Linked DNA regions of Homo sapiens: region 2 is linked to region 1. The links are chromatin loops, found by intact Hi-C in ENCODE. Cell type or tissue: endothelial cell of umbilical vein. All regions are shown on one strand.

Region 1 (2,500 bases):
TTTATATTACTTTCATACTTAGTAGTTTGGCTGGGCATAGAACATAAGGTTGAAAATCATTTTTCCCTTGGAATTTTATTTTTTATTATTACAGTTTTGGAGACAGGGTCTCGCTCTGTCACCCAGGCTGGAGTGCAGGTGTGAGACCACAGCTCACCGCAGCCTCGAACTCTTGGGCGCACGCACTCCTGCCTTCTCATTCTTCCAAGTAGCTGAGATTACAGGCACAAACCACTGTGCCTGGCTTCCCCCTGGAATTTTAAATCAATTGACTTTTAGCATCCAACATTGCTCACTAAAAGACTATTACATTTTTAAATTTTTGTGCCTCGTAAGCATTTACAATTTTGTCTTTATCCACAATGTTCTGAAATATTGCAATTAGCTTTATTTGTAGACCTTTCATTCATCCTAACTAGCATTAAGTAAGACTTTTTAATGTGAAGATTTCTGTCTCACTTCAGTTCTGAAAACGTTTCTCAAATTATTTCTTCTGATTTGTTTGTTCTTTCTTGAACACTTATAAGTTAGATACTGGGTTCTTAAATTGCCCCCCTTTTCTCTTATATTTTCTGTCTCCTTGACTTTTTGCTTTCATTGAGAAGGTATTGACTTTATGTTCGAGACCTCCGGTTTTCCTTCCAAACATAATTTTTGCTTCTCTGTGCTTGCTCTGGTTCTTTTTATTTTAAAATGGCATCCTATTCAGTTTTGTGGTTGCAATTTAATCTTTAATTTCTCGGACGTTACTAAAGTTTTATATTAGGTTTTATTACATTCCTGAATTATCCTGTTGCTCTTTCATCCATTTTCTATTTCCTTATTTTGGACTTTCACACATTCTACATTTTCCTAAAATGTCTCATCACCCTTGGTTGTCTGCCTATAAGGTTCCTATTATATCTCCATTTCACCTATGAGAAAATTAATTCTTACAGAGGTTAAGTAAGATGCTCAAGACTATGCTGTTAGTAAGTAGCAAATTTGAGATTCTAATTCAAGGTAGTCTAATTCCAGAGACTGATCTATCAACAATTCTCTCTCTAGTTGTACCAGTTGCTTTAGCTCTCCCAGAGGATTCATTTAAGTTATTTAGAGAAGGAACCTTTGTTTTGAGGTGGGAAGACTTGGAAGAAAAGCTTTGCAAGTTGCTGTTTTAAAATGAAGAATAAAGAGTTGCCTTTGGGTCTTAAATACTAAAGAACTTCTAAAAAAGATGCATGTCTAAACGCTGCCACAAGGTGGTGCACAATGACTAAGCACATTTGCTCCCAGTGGCAGCAACTAGGATCTGGGACTCTAATTAGAGAGATTCCGAGGGCTCCCAAAAATTTCAAGGCAAAGTTGGCAAGTCTTGTCAGGAATGAGGACTGTATGCAAGTTTTGTTTGTTTGTTTATAGAACACTAGCACATGGATACTACCTGACGAAATCTTTTTGCTGTATTTTTGTTACGAATGGTACTTTGAAAATAAAAGTGCTCCCTTTACCCTGCCGCCCTCCCTACCTCCTGAGAATTGTCTGAATTTATCTTATTAGCAAATATAAGCTTACAGATATTGGTAATTAGAAAGATAAGGTTCTCAGAAAAAAAATAATCTAAGCTGTACTCTTCTGAGAAAAAGTCTGGCTCTATCACCTAGGCAGGAGTGCAGTGGCACCATCACGGCTCACTGAAACTTCAGCCTCCCAGGCTCAAGTGATCCTCCCAACTCAGCCCCCTCAGTAGCTGGGACTACAGGCATGCACCACCACACCCAGCTAATTTTTGTATTTTTTGTAGAGACAGGGTTTGTAAAGACCAGCCATGTTGCCCAGGCTGGTCTCGAACCTGTAAGTTCAAGCAATCCACCCACTTCGGCCTCCCAAAGTGCTGAGACTACAGGTGTGAGTCACTGTGCCCAGCCTAAGCTGCACTCTTAAGTATACTCTAAAGATAGCAGATTCCATATTCCATCACTGTCATAATCTGAGGTGCAAATATTTTCATAGTTTTGCCACATATTGTATTAATTTACATGTTATAAAGTCTCTAGTTCCAAGCATTTAAAGTAAATTTATTAATAATATCAAATAGAAATGTATTGAAAGAAAATACTTAAAATTACTTTAACAGAGTCATTAACAGGTGGCGGGGCAAGGGTCACTTCTTTAAAAAAAGAAGTCCAGACAATAAATAAAAAATAGCAAGAATCTCTGTCACACTTAGCATAACTTTCTAATTATAAATTCAAATAATTTGGTCTGTGCAGAAGCTACTGGAGTATTTTTTTAGTATTACTTTCACTTTTGCAGTTCTCCATTTATGCTAATCATAGATTTATGCAATTCATGGTTTTACTTTTTTTAATGATGAGAGAGTCTCCTTTTCATTTTTCTGTCAAATATTTTACTATCATTTTGTTATTTATTTATGCAGAAAAGGAATACACTGAACTGGAGTCCTTGATTTTGCAACTTAATGCACATACACACCAAAGAATATAAAGAAAAGTAGACT
Region 2 (2,500 bases), 1.2 Mb before region 1:
GCAAGGCACAGAAGAAAATCATGCACTGTCTCTAGGGAACAATATGTGCCTTATATGCAGGTCACTTGAATGCAGTAGAAGAATCAGTGGGTGGCAGGTCATGGAGAGCCTTGGATGCTAGCCTAGAGGGTTTGGATTTTTGTCTGAGGCATGAGGGAGACAATGGGGTGAAATGAGCAGAGCTGTACTTCAGGAGGATGAACCTGCCAGCAATTTTAAGATGTATTGGAATGAAGACAAGCTGGTATGAGGTGGAGAGTGCAGTTAGAAGGCTAGTGTAACATTCCAGACAGAAAAGGTGACGCCCCAAGGAAGGCCTAAACATGGGTAGCTGGAGAGGAGGCAACAGGTTTAAAAGATGTGCATAGAAGAAGGCAGTACCTGCCATTCATTTGAAGCAGGAGGTCAGTGAGATGGAAAAATATCAAAGATGGAATACGATTTTTTAACTAGAGTGACTGAAGAATAGTGGTACCATGAAAATAAATCAAGCTCACTGAAGGAAAGCCTCATATTTGTTGGTTTGTGAGGAGAAATGTTAAGCTTCGTTTTGGTCATTTGAGTTTGAAGGCCTTTTCGGATATTCAAGTATGAATAAAGTTTGGGTGGTAAGTGTTGGAGATTCTCTGTCAGCAAGGAAATGATGGTCAAAATCCAAGGAGTATTCCAGGAAGAGCACAGACGGAAGATTCTAAAGACAGATCTATGGTGCCCTTCAGCTTGCTGAAGCCATCCTGGGCCCTTATCACTGTGTCTAGGTAACCAGTGTTTACATAATAAAGGGGTTTGGGTAACAGAGGATGTCTTTGGAGACCCTAAGCTAAAGTATTGTCAGTAATTTTGGTTTGGGGGTATGTGTGCATGTGTATATGTGCGTGTGTGTGTGTGTGTGTGTGTGTGTGTGTCAGAGAGAGAGAGAGACAGACAGACAGAGACTGGTTCTTCAATGATTTAGTGATTGCCAGTTCTGCCCTAAGCAGTTTTTATAGTGGGAAGCAGGGGGCAGCAGAGTCCCACCTTTCAAAAGGGATTCAGCCCATAAAATCACATTTTTCTGCATCTTTTTTTGTTGTTGTCAATTAAACCATATCCCCTTCTTAAAGTTGGAGAAAATAATTTCTAAGTTGCTGTCTTTGGGCACAGCATATGGATCTGGAGCTTAACTTTCGGGGAACCTATCTCCAAACTGATTATGGAAACCTCTTTTAAAGAAGTGAGTTAAGAACTTAAAGAACTTATTTACTGGTGTTGGTCTGATTGATGCTATTTCAATGAAAGAGCTGGGATTAGAATTTCAATGGGGAATTTTTAGCCTGAAGGCTAACTCTGTCCTGAAGACTTTGGTTTGTATTTAAAGGAAAGAGAATTAGATTCATCACAGCAGCACTTTTAAGATACATTTGCTATTATAGTTACAGTAGTGAATACAGTCCACAGTCCTTGCTGCTATTGGCGGCTTTTCCTCAAGACAGGTTAACCTGGGATAAGGGTGGGAAATGAAGCCATGGTTACAATAATAACTCATATTGCTTTTTTTTTTTTTTAAACCTAACTCACTATTGCAGAACCTCTAGTTCTTTCTCATCTCTGTTGTTTTACCTCTCAGTCTTTGCCTGCTGTCTAGACTGCCTGTGAAGCAAGTGGCACGAGGCTTCTTCTTTCTGTTTCTAGTGCTTGGCTGTGGTGTCTTCCACCAGGTGATGTCACTGCTGGGCCCTGAGCAGTGGGTCCTACTGTTGCAGAGCCATGCTGGACTGTGCAGAGGTGGGGGGCTTGCTTCTCCCTTTTCTGCCATACTTTGTTTGATGGACAAGGACCGTATCTACTGTGCATTTTCACATCTGATTCCCTACGATGTATAGGTGTTTGACAATTCTTTTTGATTGTTGTTAGGCACCAAAGACTTTTCAGCTCCATCTCATGGAATTTCAAATTAAAAATTGTTAAATTAGTTCTTGTACTTTTTCTTTCTAGGTTTCAGACATGTATCCATAGGGATAAGAACAAAAAGCAAACTGTCATGAGTTCCAGAAAAAAGGTGGGGGCAATGTGCAAATAACGGTGCTTAGCGCAAATCGTTGAGTTGAGATGAGGCCTGAGGTAGGGGCTGCACACACATACATCTTTAATATTGCTTTTGACTCTGGCCACACCACCCTATCTTCAGTTCTTTGATTATGGCATTCCCCTTAAACTTTCAGGCCTTTGTTCATAGTACTTTTCCCCTGGTAATCTGTTTCCTCTTTTCTGTTTCATCAGCTTTTCTTTCCTGCCTTAGTTTTCTTTTTCCCCCATAGCACTTACCACTTTTGAACACATTATATAATTTATTATGTTTATTGTCTGTTCTCCCATCCTCCTACTAGAATATAAAAGATCCATGAGTGCAGGGATCTTTGTTTTTTTGTTCACTGATCTATCTCAAGCACCTAGAATACTACTTTGAATATAATAGGTATTCAGTAAATGTTTGTTAAATGACCAAGCGGATCCTTGAAGG

What was found. A loop is a pair of places that touch in the nucleus more often than their neighbours do. Peaks named below come from ENCODE experiments on the same cell type or tissue, not always from the same donor. Only the 100,000 strongest peaks of a DNase experiment are listed, where the experiment ranks them.
Region 2: it touches region 1 in a loop (4-fold over the local background); 3 of 110 quality-filtered maps call a loop at or near these places.

What each region holds. Positions count from the first base shown.
Region 1 is chr1:91,281,646-91,284,145 of GRCh38, forward strand. The region is part of intron 30 of HFM1 (helicase for meiosis 1); the gene reads right to left. Among named protein-coding and RNA genes, the nearest start is that of HFM1, 120 kb to the right of the region's middle. In endothelial cell of umbilical vein, a CTCF peak has its summit at 1,242 (motif pointing right); a DNase peak (open chromatin) is centred at 1,236.
Region 2 is chr1:90,045,161-90,047,660 of GRCh38, forward strand. No RefSeq gene overlaps it. Among named protein-coding and RNA genes, the nearest start is that of ZNF326, 51 kb to the left of the region's middle. In endothelial cell of umbilical vein, a CTCF peak has its summit at 1,019; no DNase peak of the experiment used is centred here; H3K27me3 peaks cover 317 bases.